2 separate regions of the Homo sapiens genome follow, and region 1 is linked to region 2. Evidence: read pairs that join two places in POLR2A ChIA-PET (ENCODE). Cell type or tissue: MCF 10A. All regions are shown on one strand. Links, peaks and the distances in the headings refer to the core of each region. The heading gives the core; the rest is flanking DNA.

Region 1 (12,055 bases), core at 2,487-10,486, 77 kb before region 2:
GAGAGATTCCGTCTCTAAATAAATAAATAAATAAAGTTTATTCCCGGAAGAAAGTAAACTGCATGGTCTCTAGAGGATTCTGGACTCAGCTAGTAAGAGAGATCTGTACTTCAAGCAGGGGATTAAGCAAACATTTACAGCTGTAGTGTGAAACCCCAGCCTTCTTCATTCACTGAGCTCCCAGGGCTTCGTAACTCCAGGTGATCAGTGAAAGAGTGTATTTTGGAGAATCTGACTAGCTAAAAAACAAACAAACAAACAAACAACAAACAAAAACCTAAGATACTGATAACAATGAATGGCTCAGCCAGATCACCCTGCAATGAAGTTCATAGTCAAAAAGTTCTCCCCATGTGCTCAGACTTTTCAATCAGCTTTTTAGTGCCCCTACTCAGATAACCAAGTCATCAGACATCTGACCAAAGTCTCTAACATGAAAGGCAGAGATAAAAATAAATGGAAAAACCTACTTGGAGAAAACTATTTTATGCAGGGAAAAGAGAACTTTTAAAAATACGGCAAAAACCCTATCATTATTATTTCTTAGCGAGATCTTAAAAATATGCATCAGGCTGAGCACGGAAGGCCGAGGTGGGTGGATCATTTGAGGTCAGGAGTTCGAGACCAGCCTGGCCAACATGGTGAAACCCTGCCTCTGCTAAAAATACAAAAATTAGCTAGGCACGTTGGCAGGCGCCTGTAGTCCCAGCTACATGGGAGGCCAAGGCAGGAGAAGCTCTTGAACCCAGGAGGCGGAGGTTGCAATGAGCAGAGATCACACCACCGCACTCCAGCCTGGGCGACAGAGCAAGACTCTGTCTCAAAAAAACAAACAAACAAACAAAAACAAACATGCATTTCTGAAACAAGAACACAATACTATCAAAAACAGACATAATACTTACATGGATATTTTTCCCCCTTTCTGAGACAGAGTCTTGCTATGTTGCCCAGACTGGAGTGCAGTGGTTATTCATAGGCATAATCCCACTACTGATCAACTGATCAGCATGGGAGTTTTGACCTGCTCCATTTCTTTTTTTAGTTTGGGATATGACCTTTATTGAGCTTATGCACCAGAGTGGAAATAATGCCTGTACAAAACCAAATGTTTGTTACTATAACTTCTGCATCACTGTTAAAATCCAGTTTTTAAAAAACTCAATCAAAACCCACTACTTTGGAATCAATAGCTTCTTTGAAGCCATAGTAACAATTAAATATGGTTAAGACTAGAATGCAGAAATTGGTCAGTTGGAAAGCTAATTAAACTTCCAACTTGCTCAGACACAATTACAAAAAGACAAAATTGGGCTGGGGGTGGTGGCTTACGCCTGTAATCCCAGCACTTTGGGAGGCCGAGGCAGGCAGATCACCTGAGGTCAGGAGTTCGAGGCCAGCCTGACCAACATGATGAAACCCGTCTCTACTAAAAATACAAAAGTTAGCCGGGCATGGTGGCAGGCACCTGTAAACCCAGATACTTAGGAGGCTGAGCCAGGAGAATAGCTTGAACCCAGGAGGCGGTTGCAGTGAGCTGAGATCATGCCATTGCACTCCAGCCTGGGCAACAAGAGCAAAACTCTGTCTAAAAAAAAAAGAAAGAAAAAGATGAAATTATGTTTTTCACAGAGATACAGCCTACTGGAATCACCACGCTGGACAGCTGGTAAGGTACTTAGAGTCTCGAGATAATAAGGAATCCAGGCAGCCTTTAGACAGCCTTCTGTTGTCCTTTCTTCCCCATCAGAGATCTGTGAGTGTGTGGAATGACACCACCATCAGCAACTGTAGCCTCGATGACAGAATCCAATTCTTCATCTCCACAAACAGCAAGTTGCAAGTGACGAAGGGTAATACGCTTTACCTTGAAGTCTTTTGATGCCTTTGCTGCCAGTTCAGGTAGCTCTGTGGTGAGTTACTCCAGGATGGCTATGCTATGCACTGCGGCATTTGCACCCACATGCCCATGACTGGTCGTCCTAGATCTCAGGTGTCGATGAATATGTCCCACTGGGAACTGCAGGCCAGCTGTCTGCGAGTGGGAAACCGCCTTTGTCTTGTTTTTTTCCAGAGTCCTTCCCAGCCTTATTGCCAGTCATTTTGAATTCTGCTGAAGCTCAAACAAGCAAGACAGAGAAAGGGCTAATCAAACACCCAGCAAGATCCCACCACCTATTTCTTCAATGCAATGCAATTTAAACTGCCAACCTGCTCCTTTTCTGATCTGGGCCAGTTCACCCCTCCTTGGGCAACCTGGTGGTCCTCTGCTCCTGGGAGGTCATCATATTGATGCCGAACTTAGCACCCGATCGGCATAGCATGCTACAGCCCAGAACTCCTGGGCTCAAGTGATCTTCCTGCCCCAGCGTCCCCAGGAACTGGCACTACAGGTGCAAACCACTATGCCCAGCAAGAACATAATTTATATAGACATTCCATATGCAAATATATAAACCTGAGACAAAAACACAATACTGTTGGGGTTTTGGTTGTTTTTGTTTGTTTTTGAGACAGCGTCTCACTCTGTCACCTAGGCTGGAGTACAGTGGTGCGAATATGGCTCACTGCAGCCTTGACCTCCTGGAATCAAGCAACCCTCCTGCTTCAGCCTCCCATGTAGCTGGGGCTACAGGCACATGCCATCACACTCAGCTAATTTTTTTATTTTTTTGTAGAGATGGGGTCTCACTTTGCTGCCCAGGCTGGTTTTGAACTCCTGATCTCAGTCCTCTACCTCAGCCTCCCAAAGTGCTGGGATTACAGGTATGAGCCACCATGCCTGGCCACTATTGTTTTTTTTTGTTTAGGGGAACATTCAAAGGACAAAAAAGGAGCTCTTTAAACTTAAAAATATAATGTGAGAAATCAAAAACTCAGTAGAAGGATTGGAATATAAAATTGAGGAAATCTTACAAAAACATAGTCACAGAAAATAGGAGAGAATAGATAAGAAAATTAGAGGCCTAATACAGGAATTCCACTTCCTGAATAATAGGAATTCCATTAAAAAAATAAACAAAAATAAACAAAAAACAACAGAGAAAAAGGAATGGAGGAAATGATTAAAAAAACACCTGGGCTGGGCACAGTGGCTCACACCTGTAATTCCAGCAGTTTGGGAGGCCAAGGCGGGTGGATCACAAGGTCAGGAGTTTGAGACCAGCCTGGCCAACATAGTGAAACTTCATCTGTACTAAAAATACAAAAAATTATCCGGGTGTGGTGACAGGCACCTGTAATCCCAGCTACTCAGGAGGCTGAGGCAGGAGAATCGCTTGAACCTGGGAGGCGGAGGTTGCAGTAAGCCGAGATTGCACCACTGCACTCCAGCCTGGGCGACAGAGCAAGACTCTGTCTCAATAAAATAAAATAAAATAAAATACCCAAAGAAAATTTTCAAAAACGGAGACATATATTTCCAGTTTAAAAGGGCCCAAGATTTCTTGGCCCAATGGATGAAAAGAGACCAACATCAAGACAAATCATTATAATTCAGAACACTGAAGACAAAGAGAAGATCCTGCAAGTTTCCAAAGGGAAAGGGGAGGAGGTCAGGCATTAGAGTGCCTTGAATGTCTCAATAGATGCACTGGAAGTTAGAAGATAAGCAATGCTTTCAAACTTCCAAAGGAAAATCATCTCCAACATAATTCTTTTTTTTTTTTTATTTTTGAGACAAAGTCTCACTCTGTTGCCCAGGCTGGAGTGTAGTGGCGCGATCTCAGCTCACTGCAACCTCCATCTTCTGACTTCAAGCAATTCTCCTGCCTCAGTCTCCCATGTAGCTGGGATTATAGGTATGAGCCACCAGACCTGGCTAATTTTTTGTATTTTTAGTAGAGACAGGGTTTCACCAAGTCTCAAACTCCTGACCTTAAGTGATCCACCCACCTCGTACTCCCAAAGGGCTGGGATTACAGGTGTGAGCCATGGAACCCAGCCATTCAACTTAAAATTTTATACCCAACCAAACTATCTTTTTTTTTTTTTTTTTTTTTTTTTTTTGAGATGGAGTCTTGCTCTGTCGCCCAGGTTGGAGTGCAGTGGCGCAATCTCGGCTCACTGCAAGCTCTGCCCACCTGGTTCACGCCATTCTCCTGCCTCAGCCTCCCGAGTAGCTGGGACTACAGAACCAAACTATCAATCAAGGTTGAAGATAGAAAAAGACATTTGAGTCATTTAAGGTTCAGAAAAAAATGTTTATATACTCAGGAGGCTCCTGGATGATAAGGTAGTAAACCAAGAAAAAGACAAGGGGAAACAGGAATCTGACATGTGATAGATAAAGAGAATCCCCCAGGATGTTGGTAAAAAGAGATTGCAAGATGACGACAATGCAACAGTCCTATAGGACAACCAGCCTAGACCAGATAAGGTCAGAAATGTCTAGGAGAGATTTCTTCTTTTCTTTTTTTTGAGATGCAGTTTTGCTCTTGTCACCCATGCTGGAGTGTAATGGTGCGATCTCGGCTCACTGCAAACTCTGCCTCCCCGATTCAAGCACTTCTCCTGCCTCAGCCTCCCGAGTAGCTGGGATTACAGGCACCTGCCACCACGCCCAGATAATTTTTTGTGTTTTTAGTAGAGATGGGGTTTTACCATGCTGGCCAGGCTGGTCTCAAACTCCTGACCTCAGGCGATCCACCCATGTTGTCCTCCCAAAGTGCTGGGATTACAGGCATGAGCCACCGTGCCCAGCCATGTCTAAGAGAGATTTCTTCAAGAAAATAAAATTGGTAGAATATCATCTGAAAGTATTAAGGGAAGATTATAACAACTGAAAGAGCTTGGCATTAAACACATAGGAAACTAAGTAAATGAATTGGGGTGGGGGCGGAGATAATTATTAGCTCCAGGGAAAATAAAAAATTGTGCATAGTCCATCACATGGTAATAGTCTTTACATAGTGGTATTAATGTAAAAACTGGCTATTGCTCTAACCAAATTATTGTATGACTGTAGTGGAAAGATGGAGGCCAGGAAGGGTGCATGGGTTGTTCAAGTATGGAAGACAATAAATAGTGCCTAAAACTGAAAAATCATGACGTAGTAATAAAATAATATTATTGAGGGAAATGGAGACAAATGCCAAAAGAATGAGCTATAAAAATTGAAGATGGCCAGGAATGCTGGCTCACACCTGTAATCCCAGCACTTTGGGAGGCCGAGGCGGGCAGATCACTTGAGGTCAGGAGTTCAAGACCAGCCTGGCCAACATGGAGAAACCCCATCTCTACTAAAAATACAAAAATTAGCCAGGTATGGTGGCATACGCCTGTAGTCCCAGCTACTCGGGAGGCTGAGGCAGGAGGAGAATCTCTTGAATCCGGGAGGTGGAGGTCGCAGTGAGCCGAGATCACGTCGCTGCACTCCAGCCTGGGCAATGGAGCGACACTCTGTCTCAAAAAAAAAAAAAAAAGAAAAAAGGTGAAGATGATTATCTCTGCTAAGGGGAAGGGAGAGGGCTCTTTTTCATAAATCTTGCACCATCCCTTGACTTTTTAAACTATATAAATGAATAACTTAAATAAAAATTAAAACTTTGACCCAATTTCTATCTCCGAAAGTACAAGCTGAGGCAGGCAAACACACAAAGCAATGTACAGACAAAGCATCCGAAACCTGAAAAGGAAAGTTAAGTTGTACACAGGGAAGAACAGCATACATGTAGGTAAGAGGAACAGCAGGACTTCTGGAAATAGGCTGAAGATATTAATGATATGTCCTTAGACTCATCCAGGAAACCATCATATTTAACATGACCTGGAACTTGACCTTCCAGGATGCAGTCTGTTCTCCCAGGGATGGGAGGTGGGAGCTTCCCTAGGGAAAGTAATGTGGGATGGAAGTTTCTAAAAGCCAAAGCAGCCATCACTCTCCCCTCACTTCCTGTTCCTCTTCATCCATCCTCTGCTCCATCCTCCACCAGCCCCTCAGGACCCAAGCTTAGAGATATTGACCTGTGCTCATGTTTGCGAAGATCAAACTGACTGAGGGGATTAGGATGCGCTTAAGAGCCAGCAGACAAATCTGGCTTTACTTTTACCCCTGCATCCTCTCTCCCCAGCCATGTTTGTGGTATCTGGGCAGACAGCTCAGCCAACCCACCTGCACAGCTTCCCCAGACATTCCACACCCAGACAGTGGTGCCAGGAGTAAAGCAGCAGAGAAAGGGAAGGTATTAGGGGAGAATTAAGGTGAGGAAGTGACTCAGCCCCGCATAAGCCTGCAGGCATCCGGAGGAGTTCTCAGGAGGCAGTGGCGGCTGGGCCGAATTTCAAGCTGGCCTGTGAGTGAGGCTGAAATGTGACTCGCTCTGCCCCGCCAGGCACTGAGTGTGGTGGGGGGAGGGCTGGCTAGGGCTGGCTGTGCTCCTGTCCCCAGCTCGGACTCCCAGAACATCCCTGGTGGGCTGGTTGGGTTTGGAATCACTGGATTTTGCACGGCAATGGGTTTCTTTCTTCTGCGTTTGTTTGCCTTGCATAGGGTGGAACCAGGTAGAGAGGTGACTAGTAGAGAACATGCTGCCTTTCAGTCAGACAATTCAAATTCAGGCTCTTGACCTTGGACAAGATACTAGCCTCTCAGAGATTGTTTATTCATGGAGCAAACCCTGGAAAACAAAATTACCTTGACTGTTCGTCAAATGCGTTCACTGTGTAACCACCTCTAATATGCCAGGGTCTGGGTTCAGTTTAGAAATAATGTTTAAAAGTAAGCCATCTCACTCCATTAAGATGGCTACTATCTGGCTGGGCGCGGTGGCTCATGCCTGTAATCCCAGCACTTTGGGAAGCCAAGGCGGGAGGATCGCTTGAGCTCAGGAGTTCAAGACCAGCCTGGGCGACACAGCTAAACCCCGCCTCTACAAAAAAGACATTTAAAATTAGGCAGGCGTGGTGCCATGCACCTGTAGTCCCAGCTACTTTGGGGTGCTGAGGCAGGAGGGTTGCTTGAATCGGGAGGTAGAGGCTGTAGTGAGCCAAGATTGTGCCACTGCATTCCAGCCTGCGGGACAAAATGAGGCCCTGTCTCAAAAAAAAAAAAAAAAAAAAAAAGATGGTTACAATGAAAAATTTAAGAATATATTTAAAAATAGACTGGGCACAGTGGCTCACATCTGTAATCTCAGCACTGTGGGAGACCAAACCGGGTGGGTCATTTGAGGCCAGGAGTTGGAGACCAGCCTGGACAACATAGCCAGAACCTGTCTCTACATAAAATTAAAAAATTAGCCAGGCATGGTCACACATGCCTATAGTCCCAGCTACTGGGGAGGCTGAGATAGTAAGATCCTTGAGCCCAGGAGTTCAATCCTGCAGTAAGCTATGATCATGCCACTGTACTGCACTCCAGCCTGGGCAACAGAGCAAGACTCTGTCTCTATAAGTAAATAAATACATATTTTAAACATAAATAAAAACCAGAAAATAACCAGCCTTAGCAAGGATATGGAGAAACTGAAATTTTTTTTTTTTTTTTTTTTTTTTTTGAGACAGAGTCTCGCTTTGTCACCCAGGCTGGAGTGCAGTGGCACGATCTCGGCTCCCTGCAAGCTCCGCCTCCCAGGTTCATGCCATTCTCCTGCCTCAGCCTCCCGAGTAGCTGGGACTACAGGCGCCCGCCACCACGCCCAGCTAATTTTTTTGTATTTTTAGTAGAGACGGGGTTTCACTGTGTTAGCCAGGATGGTCTCGATCTCCTGACCTCATGATCTGCCCACCTCGGCCTCCCAAAGTGCTGGGATTACAGGCGTGAGCCACTGTGCCAGGCCGAGAAACTGAAATTTTTGTGCACTCTGGGTGGAAATGTACAATCATGCATCTGCTATGGAAAAGAGTGTGGCAGTCCCTCAGAAAATTAAGCATAGACCAGGCATGGTGGCTGACACCTATAGTCTCAGCACTGTGGGAGGCCAAAGCAAGAGGATCACTTGAGGTAAGGAGTTCAAGACCAGCTTGGGCAACACAGAGAGGTCCCCATCTCTGCAAAAAAAATTTTTAATTAGCTGGGCATGGTGGTGTGCACCTGTGGTGCCAGCTACTTGGGAAACTGAGGCAGGAGGATCACTTGAGCCAGGTGGAGGCTGCAGTGAGCTGTGATCACACCACTGCACTCCAGCCTGGATAACAGAGCGAGACCCTATCTCAAAAAAAAAAAAAAAAAAATTCAACATAGGCTGAATGTGGTGGCTCATGCCTGTAATCTCAGCGCTTTGGGAGGCAGACGTAGAAGGATACCTTGAGCCCAGGAGTTCAAGGTTGCAGTGAACTATGATCACATGACTGCACTCCAGCCTGGATGACAGAGTGAGACCTTGTCTCGTAAATAAATAAAACATAGAATTACCATATGATCCAGGCCGGGCACAGTGGCTCACACCTGTAATCCCAGCACTTTGGGAGGCCGAGGCTGGTGGATCACCTGAGGTCAGGAGTTCAAGACCAGCCTGGCCAACATGGTGAAAATACAAAAATTAGCCAAGTAAAGTGGCAAGTGCCTGTAGTCCCAGCTATTCAGGAGGCTGATGCAGGAGAATTGCTTGAACCCAGAAGGAGGAGGTTGCAGTGAACCGAGATGGCACCACTTCACTCCACCCTGGGCGACAGAGTAAGACTCCATCTCAAAAAAAAAAAAATTGCCATATGATCCAGCAGAGTATTTGCCTAAAATAACTAATTATACTCACCATTTGGGCACCACAGTTTCCTAGATGAACAGAGAGTATATCTTGTAATATTTAAAGACATGGCATTGACAGGCAAGGTGGCTCATGCCTGTAATCCTGGCACTTTGGGAGGCTGAGGTGGTCGGATCACCTGAGGTCAGGAGTTTGAGACCAGCCTGGCCAACCTGGTGAAACCCTGTCTCTACCAAAAATACAAAATTATCGGGGCATGGTGACACATGCCTGTAATTCCAGCTACTTGGGAGGCTGAAGCAGGAGAATTGCTTGAACTGGGAAGCAGAGGTTGCAATGAGCGGAGAACGCGCCATTACACTCCAGCCTGGGCAACAAGAGCAAAACTGTCTCAAAAAATAAAATAACATAAAATAAAATAAATAAAGACATGGCATTGCTAAATACCTACTTTACTCTCCATTTCGACTTCTGAGATATGTATCTGTAAGTGTGTGTGGTGAGGGCATTAGGCAGACCTACCCAGAAGTGCTTTCCTGAGCAAGGATATCCATAGCAGAGATTGTTCATTGTCCTGCAAAATCCATTCTCCCTCCTTCCTTAATCATGAAACTCCCGGATTTTAGCTGGGCACACAGCCACCAAGAACAAGGACTACATTTCCCAGTATCACTTGCAGATCTTTCTTTCTGTGAGATTAAGCTCTGGCCACTGGAATATATGCAGTGCCTGTGTGACTTTCTGAAAGTGTATTCAAAGGAAAGAGACAAAAATTTCTTTTTGTCTTTCCTCCTTCTTGTTGGCTAGGATATAGACGTGATGGCTGGAGCTCAAGCAGCTCAAGCCATTTGCAGAGACAGTGGAACAAGAGCAAAGGAACCTACCTCGTGGAGCACTGTATCAGTCTGGATAGCTGACTTCAGACTTTCATTTATGTGGGAGAGAAATGTATTTCTGTTTTGTTTAATCTGCTGTTATTTGGGGATTTCTGTTACTCACAGAAAAAAATAATTTTTTATTTTGGGTTTTTTTGTGTTTGTTTTTGTTTTTTTGAGACAGAGTCTTGCTCTGTCGCCCAGGCTGAAGTGCAGTGGCATGACCTTGGCTTACTGCAATCTTTGCCTCCTAGGTTCAAGTGATTCTCCTGCCTTAGTCTCCCTAGTAGCTGGGATTACAGGCGCCCGCCACCACGCCTGGCTAATTTTTGTATTTTTGTAGAGACAGGATTTTGCAATGTTGGTCAGGCTTGTCTCAAACTCCTGACCTTAATTGATCTGCCCACCTCAGCCTCCTAAAGTGCAGGATTACAGGCATGAGCCACTGCACCCAGCCAGAAAAAAATAATTTAACTGACTGTCACAGTAGCCAATGAACCTTGGGCTTACTCCCATCGGGGGTCTCTATACACCATTTTTCTTCTCCTCTTTTTTTTTTTATTGAGATAGGGACTCAGTCTGTTGCCCAGGCTGGCATACAGGGGTATGATAATAGCTCACTACAGCCTCTAATTCCTGGACTCAAGTGATCCTCCTTCCTTAGCCTCCCTCCCAAAGTGCTAGTGTGTGAGCCACCATACCTGACCTTTTCTTTTTTTTTTTTTGATATGGAGTCTCACTGTGTCACCCAGGCTGGAGTGCAGTGGCGTGATCTCAGCTCACTGTAAGCTCCGCCTCCTGGGTTCACGCCATTCTCCTGCCTCAGCCTCCCAAGTAGCTGAGACTACAGGCACACACCACCACACTCAGCTTATTTTTCTGTAGTTTTAGTAGAGACAGGGTTTCATCATGTTAGCCAGGATGGTCTCCATCTCCTGACCTTGTGATCCGCCCACCTTGGCCTCCCAAAGTGCTGGGATTACAGGCATGAGCTACCACACTCGGCCACACCTAACCATTTTTATCCTCCCCTTTCCCCAAACGCTTACCCTGATGAAACTAAGAGAGTTCAATTGGTATTACCTGTTAGGAGAGACTACCCTAGTGCTACTGAGTAAGTTGAACTGCAAATGAGACAGTCTAGAAGCAGATGCATTTCAGAAAACAGTTAGGCACTAGCTGGGAAAGTTGAAAATCACATACCCCATGACCCAGCACTTCCTCTTAAATATATTAAATAGATGTGTGCATTAGGAGTCACATACAGCAGCATTGCTAGTAATTGCCAAAGACTGGACACAATCCAAATGACCATCCACAGGAGAATGGCTAAGTAAGTTGTGGTATGTTTACACAATAGAATCGGCCATGCAGCAGTGAGAATGTATACCTACCACCACAAGCATCGACACAGGCAAAAGTCCAAAAAATATTGCACAAGGAAAGCAAGCCACAGAAGAAAACGTGTGGTCATAAATTCAAAACAAGGCAACGTCTTGTCTTGTGACATAGACATTCACAGTCAAACAATAAAGAAAAGTAAGAAAATGGCCAGAGGCAGTGGTAATGCCTGTAATCCCAACACTTTGGGAGGCCAAGGCAGGCAGATCACTTGAGGTCAGGAGTTCGAGACCAGAGGCAGTCTGGCCAACATGGTGAAAGTCCATCTCTACAAAAAATACAAAAATTAGCTGGGCGTGGTGGCAGGTGCCTATAATCCCAGATACTTGGGAGGCTGAGGCAGGAGGATCGTTTGAACCCAGGAGGTAGAGGTTGCAGTGAGCCGAGATTGCGCCACTGCACTCCAGCCTGGGCAACAGAGCGAGACTCTGTCTCAAAAAAAAAAAAAAAAAAAAATTAAGAAAAGTAAGAAAATGAGCCAGGCACGGTGGCTCGCGCCTGTAATCCCAGCACTTTGGGAGGCCAAGGTGGGTGGATCACTTGAGGCAGGGAGTTCAAGACCAGCCTGGCCAACATGGTGAAACCCCATCTCTACTAAACATACAAAATTAGCCAAGTGTGGTGGCGCATGCCTGTAATCCCAGCTACTTGGGAAGTTGAGGCAGGAGAATCCCTTGAACCCGGGAGGCAGAGGTTGCGGTGAGCCAAGATCATGGCATTGCACTCCAGCCTGGGTGACCGAGCGAAAGACTCTGTCTCAAAAAAAAAAAAAAAAAGAAGGAGAAAAAAAAAAGAAAAGTAAGAAAATGATTCCCCTCAGAATCAGATTAGAAGTTAGATGAGGGCAAGAGGCGGGGAATGATGATGTCATGGAGGGGGCCAGGAAAGGCTTCTGAGGTTCTGGCAAGGTTCTATTTCTTATCCTGGGGGCCAGCACATGGGGGTGACTATATGGGTGTTTGCTTTGGAACTGTTCTTGAAACTATACACATACATTTTCTGCTCTCTGGTGCCTGTAAGAGAGATGGAGGGAGGAAGAGTGAAGGCACTGTTTTGACAGTGGAGGGGGAGAGAATGAATGCCTTTTTCCCTCTTCCTTCCCTGTCAGCATTCATGACTCATTCCACCACTATT
Region 2 (12,055 bases), core at 1,906-9,905:
GGCTGCCTCTTGGGTGCCCCTGCTGCTCAGATTTCCTGTCTGGGTTTGGTGTGACATGTGCTGTCAGGGTGGCGGGGCAGAGGCGCTGCTCCACTCCTTCACACCTCGCCTTGTGGGTGCTGTCAGGCTTGGCTATGTTCGTTGTCCCCCCTCCACCCCCACCTTCCAGGGCATAGCACGATGGCCCCATCCTCCTCCTTAATCAGACCCTCTTTGGGCCTCCTCCTGTGCCTTTTAGGTGCAGAACTGTCTTAGTCTGGCCAGAAGTGACAGCAGGGAGCAGGGCTTGGTTTTGGTGATGGAAAGCAGGAACCGAGAGGTGGTCCCACCTGGTGTCAGGTTTGATGGTCTTAGGTCCTCCCACTGCCTTCCCTCCCTCCCTGCTCCCATCCCCAACCTGCAGCCCGGCAGCTCTGAAGGGAGGCAGAACAAAGAGGGTGGCTTTCATCAGACACAGGCTTTGTGCTCATCCCAAAGCCTCCAGGAGCCTTTGCTTCGCTGATGAAGACAAGCAGGCTATCCAACTGTGGACTCTTTTCATCCCTCGAAATTCAACAAACTTCCATCTTTCCTTTATGTGCTAGTTTTATTTTATTTTTTTTTAGTCCCTGTCACTTGCCACTTAAAAGAGGAAAAAAAAAAAAGTAAAGAAAAAGACCAAAACCAGTCCTGTAGTTAGCGAGTGAAGGGTCTTGCATGGTACTGAATGATTTAATTCTGGGGTGCACATGTTTTGTTTTCCCTCTCTTTACATATTTTTGCCTTGGGGCATTTTGGGTGGGGAAGGGAGGGGAGTCACAGATGGCAAAATTGATACGAGAGTTTTCTCAGGTTCAGGCAATTTAGTTCATTATTTTATAAATGGCCTCAAAAGTCCAGTGGGAAGGGGTTAGGGAATGTGTTAAGGAATGGACACAAAAGCCAGGTGTGGTGGCGCACACCTGTAATCCCAGCACTTTGGGAGGCTGAGGCGAGCAGATTGCTTGAGCCTAGAAGTTTGAGACCAGCCTGGGCAACAAAGAGAGACCCTGTCTCTATTTATTTTAAAATATAAAGTTTAAAAAAAAAAAAAAGAATGGACAGAGAGCTCGGCAGCCATCATCTTCCTTCCTGCCACCCCACACAGATCTCACTGCATACCTGAGGTTAAATCTCCAATTATCTGGGCAATGCCCCTTCCCCTTTACTTTTTTTTTTTCCTTCCTTCCTTCCCTTCCTTCCCTCCCTCCCTCCCTCCCTTCCTTCCTTCCTTCCTTCCTTCCTCTTAGAAAAAAAAGATGGGATTGGCTGGGTGTGGTGGCTCATGCCTGTAATTCCAGCATTTTGGGGTGGATCACCTGAAGTCAGGAGTTCGAGACCGGCCTGGCCAACGTGGTGAAACCCCGTCTTTACTAAAAAATACAAAATAGCCAGGCATGGTGGTGCATGCCTGTAGTCCCAGCTACTCAGGAGGCTGAGGCTCGAGAATAGCTTGAACCTGGGAGGTGGAGGTTACAGTGAGCTAAGATTGTGCCACTGCACTCCAGCCTGGGCAACAGAGTGAGACTCTCTTTCAAAAAAAAAAAAAAAAAAAGAGAGATGGGGTCTTGCTATATTGCCCAGGCTGGTCTTGAACTCCTGACCTAAGTGATCCTCCTGCTTCAGCCTCCCAAAGTGCTGGGATTACAGGCATGAGCCACCTCACCTGGCCACCTTTACCTTTTAAAGATAGGTGAGCAGTTCTTATAACGACCAGAAATAGGGGGAATCCACATCATTATGATTTTTTTTTTTTTTAGCGCAGTGATGCTGCTTGTTCCAAAACTTGGTGGAAAATACTATAGCATTATCTCAGTTGAGGAAAACAAATATTAAATCTTAACTTACAAACCAAGAGTAGGATTTTCCCACCCTCGGGTGGCATATAAGGCGCATCAGCAGGACTTCCTTGATGACATGCCAGTGTCTGTGGTTGCTCCATTCCAGGGCCATGGTCAACCTATACCTCCCTGAAATACTGGGCCTTGTCCGCTTCCCAGTTTGGGTTTCAGTGTCTGTAGCCTTGGGCCGTGCTTTTAAAGGGTAGGAGGCCGAGCCCCTAGGGAGGGGCTGGGGCTGCCCTGAGTGTAGTTTTTTCTTTTCTTTTTTTTTTCCCTGCCACCTTTCTTCCCTCCTGAGAACTGAGCATGGTTCTGCAAGCAGGCTTCCTAGTAGCCTAATAGTAGGATATGAGCCCTCTGTCCCCCCAGCATCCCAGGAGGTCTTTAAAACAGAGAAGGTGGGCTCTGCCAAAGGTGATAGCACTCCGCAACTTTCACGGTCACCTCCTTCCTCATCTCTGCAGTTCACAGAATTGAGTGGCTCTTGAGTGCAGGCTTGCCCACACACTGCGACTCCCCTCTGCAGGCAGCACAGGCATGGGTATGGAATGGGGGCCATGAAGCCACAGCTCCTTCTCTTTCTTCCCACTTGGGTGGAAGTGGCTCAGCTCAGAATGCCTATTGAGTGTTGTCTCGGTGTGGGGAGGTGGGCAGGGAGGAGGTGAGCCCATTCCCAGGGAATAGAGGCTGGGGGGCCTTGGCCCAAGCCAGCCCTGCTCTGAGACTTCTTACCCTTCCAGAGAAATGGGTTCCGCCTGTTGTCTCCTGCAAGCTGATCGGGCTTCTCATGTGCTTATCCAAGGCCACCACCTTTCAGGGCCAGCTCCAGGCCCCTGCCTCCATGAAGTCCTCTCTGACTGCTCTTCCCTGTGGAGCCGGGCAGCAGTATTGTGTGTAGGATTTGAGAGCACAGGCGCTGGGGTAGACTGCCTGGGTTTGTATCCTGTTTGTGCTCTTAGTAGCCCTAGCACGACCTTCAGCAAATTAATTTTTCTAACTCTTAGTTTCTTCCTCTGTGAAATGGGACTAATAATGACAACCTTTGGGTTGTTATGGAAATTAATGGAGGCAATACATGCAAAGTGCTTAGCACAGTCCCAGTACTTAGTAGTGCTTAGTACCTATTAGCTGCTATTATTTTTCTTGAGAGTGCCATATACAGTGCAGCAGTTTGCTTGTAGATTGTGTGACTTGTCACTCTAGTACAGCTTTCCATGTAGGTAATTGAGGAATTGAACAGCAGAGTTGGAAGGGCCCTCTGCAGGTCTGGACTGACCATAATAACACCAGCTAACACTTAGAGTACCGGCTATGCGAGGTACTGTTTCAGTCACTTTTCACAAACAGGCAGAATATCCCTTATCTGAAATCCTTGGAACCAGAAGTGTTTTTGGGGTTTGGATTTCTCTAGATTCTGGAATATTTGCATATACATAATGAGATATCTTGGGGATAGGACCCAAGTCTAGATGTGAAACGTATTCTCATTTCATATACACCTTATATACACATAGCCTGAAGATAATTTTGTTTTTCCTTTGAGGAAGCAGAATAAACTGTATCCTGCGCCTGCATTTTGACTGGCCCATCACATGAGGTCAGGTGTGGAATTTTCTGCTGTGGTGTCATGTTGGTGCTCAAAAAGTTTCAGATTTTGGAGATTTTTGGATTAGGGATACTCAACCTGCATTAAATCAGTTTATCCTCAAACAGCTCTAAGAGATAAGCACTTCTATCATCCCATTTTACTGATAAGTATGTGGAAGCACAGAGAGGCAGAGTGACTTACCTAACAGCACACAGCTCATAAGGGGCTGGGCTGGGAGTTAACTCCAAGCAGTTTGGCCCCAGCTGTGCTGCAATCATTATTGTTTGGCTCAGAGAGAAGGGCCTTCTTCTGAAGGCTACTCACAGCAGATGAGTAACCTCCAGGCTCTTGAGCCCCTGGCTTGCCATTCTTTCTCCCGAACCTGGCCCAGTGCCATGCTAGGCGGGGGGCACGTGTTGGAAACCTGGCTGACACGTGTGAGTCCGGGAGCGATTGGGCACCTTCGGTCATTCTGCTGTGGTTCGTCAGGCTGTGGTTCCTCAGTGTGAGCTGGAGGAGGGCGGCAGGATGTGGCAGGTGCCCTGAAAGTGACTGTCCTCCTGGGGCCCAGGCAGCACTTCCTGCTCTGTCTTCAGGGACCCCAGAGCTCCAGAGAGTAGCAGCTTGGTGTCTCCCTCTCCTTTCCCTGGGGATTGAGGTAGGGGGTGCTGGCCTCCCTGTGACCGTGAGCCGTCAGCTCTCTGCCTTTCTGCCTGGGCCCTTCTGGAGGACAGGGAGAACTCTGTGTGCTGGTTCAAGGCTGGAACAAGTTCCTTCAGCCACTGTGAGCTTCACGAAGAGGAAGCGTGAGTCACCAGGGCCTTTACAAGCTCCAGGTGAATGGAAGGGGTGTGTTGGGGGCGTGCTTCCATCTCTCTTGGGCCTCATGGTCTATGGGAGGGGGCCTGGGAGGGCTGGGGCATTCCATTATTGTTCGGGTGGTTTTTCCTGGAATTTCTTTTGAAGTGGTCTTCGTGACCCAGTGGCACTGAGTCACGGGGTAAACAGAATTATCAGGGGCTGGGCTCTTGGAAAGGACACAGACAGTGCCCGTGGGCCAGTCCCAGAGGGTCACCAGGCTGGCTTCCTCCCAGTGGCTTCCTTCCACCTCTCCCAGGGTTTTGGCTGCAGCTTCCATGTGCATCCCACCTGTGGACTCCAGCTCTGGGCCAGTGTGTAGAGCATGTGCCCTGGGGGCTTGTGAGAAATGCATTCTGAAACCCCACCCTCATCTGCTGAATAAGAGTTTACGTTGCCCAGGTAGTTCCTTTGATAGTAAAGAATCTCCTTATATCACGCTCTGGCCCACATGTCCACGTCTAAACTTGGCCTCAAGCTCCCCTTTTCTGGAAATGTTTCCACATCATCCAACTTTCTCTGGATCTCATCAGCACCTCTGCATGGTACTTGGTAGCTTGCACAAGTTTGTGGTTGGTGCCCTCCTCTCGTGTGTGTGTGTGTGTGTGTGCACACACACACACACACATCAGGAGGCTGATCCTACAGTCCCCCTTAGCCCTGGGCACTCTGTGAGGTAGAGAATGTCCCTCCACACTGTTTCTCCTTCCACAGCAGCCCATCCTAGGTTTCAGGGCAGGTTGGGTGGAGGTGCCTTCAGGAGAACCTGGGGAAATTGTCTCCTCCTGGATTGGGCCATGGCAGAAGATGAGGAGCACCAAATTTGACTCCAAATTTGATGGCGAAACCCCAGAGGTAGATGACGCCGACACCTGCCCCTCCGCCCCATGGAAGCAACCGGCCTTGAAAGGACACCGTGTGACTTTGGGGGACAGTGGCTTCTTTTGCCTTTTCCTGACTGTCCTGACCACACAGGCCTTTAGGACAACAATAACCGCAGAGACAAAGCATGACCGAGACAATGTCGTCTTTGGGCCTTTTTTCCCCCTTAATGACGTCCAAGGCTCTGGGAACATTGTAAAAACTGGGTCCTGTCCAATTTTAACCACTCCCCCCACCAGCTCCTAGGAGCCCTGCCAGCTCCCTGGGTTGGGGGTGGGAGTGATGCCCAGAGATGCACACAAAGATGTCACGCTGCCCTGGTTAGGCCCCAGAGGCCAGTCAGGACTGCAGGGACAGGGAAGAGGAACAGAACGTGTCGCTTGGCCTGTGGACTCCCCCAGCCAGGGAGGTAGGTGGGCGGAGAGAGGGAAGGGCATCTGCCAAGCTTAATTAACAGTGGAAACTTGCCACAGGGGAGGAGAGAGACGATTTGAAGAGGAGGGGCAGTTTACTGGAAGAAGGGGCACTGCTGATGCCAAGAGTAAGAAAGAGGGGAGCGTTCCAGCAGAGGCATCTGGAGCGCAGGCTGCCAGTGTCGTAAGCTGGGATGGGTTGAGCATAGAGATTTCTGGAGGTGAGAGTGGGGAAATTTATTTGTGCCTGCTTTCCTGAGTAGACGTCTTCCAAAAACAATCCACCAACATGTCAGTGGCTAGCCTTCCTTGCCCCCATAAAGAAAAAATACTATTTAAAAAATGGTAGTTGAGTTTAGAAAATAGGCATTGTGTTGGGTTCTTGTTCTTTGAAGATATCAATGGATTGCCCGAATTGCATTTGACTTTATTTCACAGATATTGAAGCAACATGTAATGTGTATGATATAGAAAGAGAGATGGGTTAAAAAAACATGTGATGCAGGCCAGACATGGTGGCTCATGCCTGTAATCCTAGCACTTTGGGAGGCTGAGGCCTGGTGGATCCCGAGGTCAGGAGTTCAAGACCAGCCTGGCCAACATAGCAAAACCCTGTCTCTACTAAAAATAGAAAAAATTAGGCAGGCATGGTGGTGGGCACCTGTAATCCCAGCTACTCAGGAGGCTGGGGCAGGAGAATCGCTTGAACCCAGGAGGTGGAGGTTGCAGTGAGCCGAGATCGCGCCATTGCACTCCAGCCCAGGCGACAGTGCAAGACTCTGTCTCAAAAAAAAAAAAAAAAAAAAAAAAGTGTGATGCTTATTGTTTTTGTTGAGACAAAAATGCAGAGATATTGAATGTACAGCAAAACTAATAGTGTGGGTTGGACTTCAGATATGGGAGGTGGAGCATGGGTTATTCATTATTAGCAGGATCATAGAATTTTAAGGCTGAACTGGGTTTTCTGGTTTCATCTCCCTTCAGATGCACAGACTTCCCCATGACATCCATGCCACTGAGTGCTGGGCCTCCCTCACTGTCTCACCCCCTCACCCTCAGGCTTTTCATACCTGGCAGTGCTGACCGTGGCCATCCAGACCTGTTTAGAGATGCAGCTTTCTCCAGCATCCACCCGCTGCTCCTGGTTTGGCTGCTGGAGGCCATCAAGAACAAATCTAATCCCTTCTGACAGTCGTATTGAGAGACAAGACACCTACCCATTCCCCAGTCATTCTCTTCAGCCCATGCTCAACGCCTTCAGATTCTTCAGAGTCTCTGAAAATGTGATAATGAGGCTACTGGTCATTGCCGGTCACGCCTGTCCTAGTGCTTGCCATTACCAAAGTTGCTTTTTGCTTGCTTTCTCTTTTTTCTCTCCCCCTTCATCTCTTTTTCTGATGGACACGCCTGCTAGCTCGCCTGCCTGCAGTCTATCTCTCTGCCCTCCTGCATGGTCCTCACCTCCCCAGCAAAGTCTCCCTGCTTTCCCCTCAAGGTCTCTCCTGTCCCCCAGGGGCCTCCCACCTACAGTGCATCTCCCTCCCCTGCCCCGCTCCCCCATTTACCCCCATTTCTTCATTTCTCCTCTTTCCCGTCCAAAGATGCGTGTAGGGTGGCTAGTCAAGAATTGCAGTGGAAGAGTGTTTTTTGTTTTTTTTTTCTGAGACAGGATCTCACTTTGTTGCCCAGGCTGAAGTGCAGTGGCATGATCATGGCTCACTGCAGCCTTGACTTCCCTGGGCTTAGGTGATCCTCCCACCTCAGACTCCCAGGTAGCTGGGATTACAGGTGCGTGCCACCACGCCCAGCTAATTTTTTGTATTTTTTATAGAGATGGAGTTTCACTATGTTGCCCAGGCTGGTCTCAAACTCCTGAGCTGAAGCAATCTGCCCACCTTGGCCTCCCAAAGCACTGGGATTATAGGTGTGAGCCACCGTGCCCTGCTGGGAGCTCCTTAAATGTGGTCCTCCACATTTCTTGTTGTGGAGCCCAGGATCTCATTAGTTCTTGGCAGCTTTCTGATGCCAGAGCCCTAAGGCTTGTTCAAAGCCCTTATTGCAAAAATTCCATCTCCAGCTCACCCACTTGGCCTGGTACATACCGCTCTTCATTGTATAGTTCTTTTGGCTCCAAGAACAAAACACTGGATTTGTCCTTGTTTTATCTGACCTGCCATCTCTGTGTGTTATGCTTTGTCCACTCCCAATTTAGTCTCTGAGTCAGTTTGCCCTCCCTTTTAATTTTATGTCATCCATAGTCTTGATGAGCAAAGTGTACCTTCTGTTTCCATTAATCATGGAAATTGCTGAAATGGGATGGGGGATGGGGGATGGGGGATGGGGTAGGGACCTTATAAGCCATCTGGTTGAACTCCTTCATTTTGCAGACCAGGAAACAGAGTTCCAGAAAACAAAAGCTACTTGCTCAGCACGACCCAGCTATGGGCACCTACATAGAGCTAGGTTCAGAAACTGGGCTTCCCGGTGCTGGGAGGGTAACATCTGGTTTTGAAGATATTTGAATTCAAACCAAACCACAGTGGTTGTGTGTCCACAACCAGGAATTAACATTAAGTGTGGACAAAAAAAAGTGCTACCCTCTGGCTTTGGTGATGGTACAATTGCTCATCATTTTAGGAGTAACTTTTAATAAGGGGGCAGATACTAAGTAAATTATTAAGAACTGAGCTTGAATACAGTTAGAACCTAAAGAGCAGAACAGTCAGAGAAAGAACAGATAGTTCAGTTGTTCTTTAATTTCTGCTCTGTTACCCTCTGCATGGAAGCCAGAATCATATTGCTAGAGATGTGGAGGAAACCCCCACACCCCATGTTTACCTGGGGCATGTCACTCCCTTGCTAAGCCTTTCCCCAGATGTCCCAACAAGAAGCCAGCTGACTGACTCCAAGTTCCCCTCTGCCCGCCTGCCCAGAGCAGGAGGGGCCGATAAAGTGAGGTGGGAGGCCTGGCAGAAACACCGAAGTCCAGATCTGCTGAGCGCGCCTCCTCTGCTTGGCCCGTGGATGTGGATTTCTAGTGCCTGGTGCATGTAGCTCTCATGGCCTGGCATTGACTGATGATCAGCTGGCTTGGGGTGAAGACGAGTGACCCCTTGGGGTTAGTAACATGGTCTCCCCTCTTTCCCCAGGTTCTACCTACAGCGTCCTGTCCACCATGCCCTCAGACTCAGAAAGCAGCAGCTCCCTCAGCAGTGTGGGTGAGTACCACTGTCTGGGGAGGACACCGGGTGGGCCAGGGGTCTGGGTGAAAGCCAAGGCAGCTGGGGTTCATGGGAGAGGAAGCTGGTTCTCCCTTGTCAGATTACTCACAGGATCATCCTTCCGTTGATTTCATTTACATTTTCTCCCATCATCAGAAACCCAGTTCTGATGTTAGAAGGAGGTGGGGAGGTGAGTGCTGGGAAGCACATGTTTTGCCATTGTTTACTTTGTCAGGGCACAGGGCTTCTAGGGGAGCCTGTTGACCCACCATCCCCACCCCAACCCCAAAGGCCTTGTAGTAACTCAGTGACCACTGCCCAGGAGACTCACCCCTTTTGGAGTTTCCTTGGGGATAGGCATTGCCAGTCCATGCTGAATTGGGTGTGTTTCTCTGAATATGGGTTTCAGAAAGCCCATAAAATGAGGCCAGCCCTTCTCTGAAGTCCAGCAGGAAGGCCGCAGTGGTTTCTCAGGCTTCCCACACCTCTGTGACCCATTCCCTCTGTTTAGCACCTCTAGTGGGGTTTCTCATGGCCTGATCTGACCATGATGGATGCAGACACCTTCAGTGGTGAGTCCCGGCCATCTTTTGAGCCCGAAGGACTCACAGAGGTCATCTACTCCAATTATTTTCTTTTCCCTCTGCAGAGAGATGGGGAAATTGACATTCTGGGAGGGGGAGTCACATGCCTGAGATTCTAGAACTAGTCAGGACAGCTCTTTCATATGTCAGCTCACATCTTGAACACCTCCAGTGTGCCAGAGGTGGGCTTGGGCCGTAGTGGCGAATTAGGCAGATGTGGGCCCCACACTCCTGGATGTTAGGGTCTTTTGGTGGGAAACAGTTAAATAAGTAGCTGCAGTAAGGGAAGGTAGTGTGATAAGAGGGAAGACAGTGACCAGCCGGCGAGTTCCATCTTAGTTTTCTAGGGCTGCTATAACAAAGTGCCGCAGACCAGGTGGCTTACACAGCAGAAATTGATTGTCTCACAGTTCTGGAGGACAGAAGCCCAAGATCAAAGTGTCAGTGAGGCCACGCAGGCTGAAGGCGCTAGGGAGAGATCTGTCCCGGGCCTCTCTCCTCGCTTCTGGTGGCTTGCTGGTAATCCTTGGTGCTCCTTGGTTTGCCGACATCACACTGATCTCTGCCTTTGTGTTCACATGATGTTCTCCGTCCATGTGTGTCTGTCTCCAAATTTCCCCTTTTAATAAGGACACTGGTCAGATTGGCCTAGGAGCCTGCCTTACGGCAGCAAGACCTCATCTTAAATTGATCATCTGTAAAGACTATTTCACCATCAGCAATAACTGCTGTGGGCTGAGCAGTGTCCCTCTCGGGACTCCCCTTTTAGAATGCAAATGCGCCTCGGAAAGATAACGCTTTGACCTTTCCAAATAAGGTTCACATTCACATTTACTGGATTGGGACTTTAGCATCTTTTGGGGGGCCACAACTCCACCCATAAAAACACAGTTCCTCCCATAACCCTCATCCTGTTTAGGGCTCAGGGCAGGCCCTTCTGGGACTGCAATTCAAAGCTCCCAACGGTATCCTATTACTTTGTTCTGCCTGCTTTTGGTGCCCGGAGACATATCAATGGAATGATGGGATTGTTGGAATTTGGAATGTGGGACTCACCCTTCAGGAAGTGCATGGAGTGGGGCAGTCAGGATCAGTAGATGGGGAAGGTGAGGCTTTTTAAGGTGGACTGGGTAAGCCCTGAGCATACTCCTCTGACCTGTCTAGTTTTTCACCCTTCACCAATATCTGTCTAACAGATAGCAATCAGTAAACTCATTCCCATCGGCATTTCAAGGGTTAAATCGTTACCTTTCCTAGGCACATGTGCATTCTAAAAGGGGATTCCAGAGAGGGGTATTTGCCTAACCCATAGCAATTACTGCTGATGGTGGAATTCCCAGCCTGAGTAGGAAGATATTTCTTGGGCAGCTGGACCCCAGCATATTCTGGAAGAAGCGTCATGGCCGTGACCCACCAGTTGGTTCTGCACTCACCTGAAGCTGACTCAGTCCTTGCGATGGAGCCGTCAACAGTATCTCTGTGCTCTTCCTGGGCATCACAGGCAGGCAGAGTGCAGTGCTCTGATGTGTTTCTTGGAGCAGGATGGGTCTGTACTGTCTGTGTCTGGATATTTAATGCTGAAATAACTGGTTGCATCCCTTCTGGGCAAAGCCTCTTGAGTTCACAGGGAACCGAGTTTTGCTTCTCTTGCTCTTCTGCTTGAGATTGCCATTGTCCTTTGGGTGCAGGCAGCAGGGAACACCCACTCATACCACCTTAACCAATCAGGAAATGTATGAGCTCCCATATGAGGCTGTGCTGAGGTCAGCCAGTACATGGGGATGCAGCTCTGCCCTCCTCTGTGTGGTGTCTTCACACAGTCTCATGGCGGGGTGTCTGTAGCAGCAGCTCCAGCCATCACATCCAGACCTGACAGTGTCCAGGTCTGCAGTGTCCAGTATGGGCGCCACTAAACACAGGTGGCTACTTAAATTTAAATGAATTAAAATGAAATTTAAATTTCTAGTTTCTCAGGCAAATCCACCACATTTCAAGTGCTCTGTAGCCATCTGCGGTGAGTGGCAGAAGAAGAAGGCGGGGTTCTTATGAGCAAAGGAACCTGTTCCAGAGTCCATCAGTATGGCCTCCTTTCATTGACCACAGTTGGCTGCTTGTTTGTGCCGAAACCAGTGGCTCACAAAGCCTGGTCGCTGGACCACTGGGGCACTTATTAGAGATGCAGGTTTGAGCCTCCTCCCACCCCTGCTGCATCAGAAACGCTGAGGGTTTCTACAGCTTAATAGCCCTCCAGTTTGAGATGGGCTGGCCCAACCTCATCCCTGAGAAGGGAACCAGAATGTCTGTACCAGGCTTGTACCAGTCCCTCGGGGTGGAGTGCCTGGTGGGGCTGGCCCTGGCTGGGAGCACTCTAGCACCTGCCAGGGAGTTCCTGCTGGCTCAGCCACACCTGATGAGAGGCAGAAGTCTTTGCAAGCACACACCGCCCTGGCAGGAGGGGCCGCTGGTAAGGTCACATGGTGATCTTAGGAACCTGAGAAAAGGCAAGAGCAAGATCCTTATAATAAAAACATCACTTCCACTTTTCCATTTACATCTCCCTAAATGGAAACGGCTGGGAAAACAATGGCAGGTTGTATTCAGCATGAGAAGAAATTGGAGGCTGAAGCCTGGGGCGTGTAGACAGCGTTCT

The links. Peaks named below come from ENCODE experiments on the same cell type or tissue, not always from the same donor. Only the 100,000 strongest peaks of a DNase experiment are listed, where the experiment ranks them.
Region 1: POLR2A ChIA-PET joins it to region 2 with 10 read pairs; 8 of 35 experiments call an interaction of 5 or more read pairs at or near these places.

Annotation. Positions count from the first base shown.
Region 1 is chr10:77,943,542-77,955,596 of GRCh38, reverse strand. It overlaps the pseudogene H2AZP5. Among named protein-coding and RNA genes, the nearest start is that of DLG5-AS1, 23 kb to the right of the region's middle. RefSeq lists enhancers at 5,767-6,304, 6,305-6,842, 6,843-7,380, 8,152-8,446 and silencers at 6,132-6,426, 8,152-8,446. In MCF 10A, for the core only: no CTCF peak of the experiment used is centred there; DNase peaks (open chromatin) are centred at 6,226 and 9,296.
Region 2 is chr10:77,865,892-77,877,946 of GRCh38, reverse strand. DLG5 (discs large MAGUK scaffold protein 5) reads left to right here. Exons shown (of 32, transcript NM_004747.4): 2 at 8,750-8,818. Among named protein-coding and RNA genes, the nearest start is that of DLG5, 55 kb to the left of the region's middle. RefSeq lists enhancers at 1-142, 9,493-10,692, 11,232-11,989 and a silencer at 222-516. In MCF 10A, for the core only: no CTCF peak of the experiment used is centred there; DNase peaks (open chromatin) are centred at 3,826, 4,256, 5,496, 7,716 and 1 weaker place.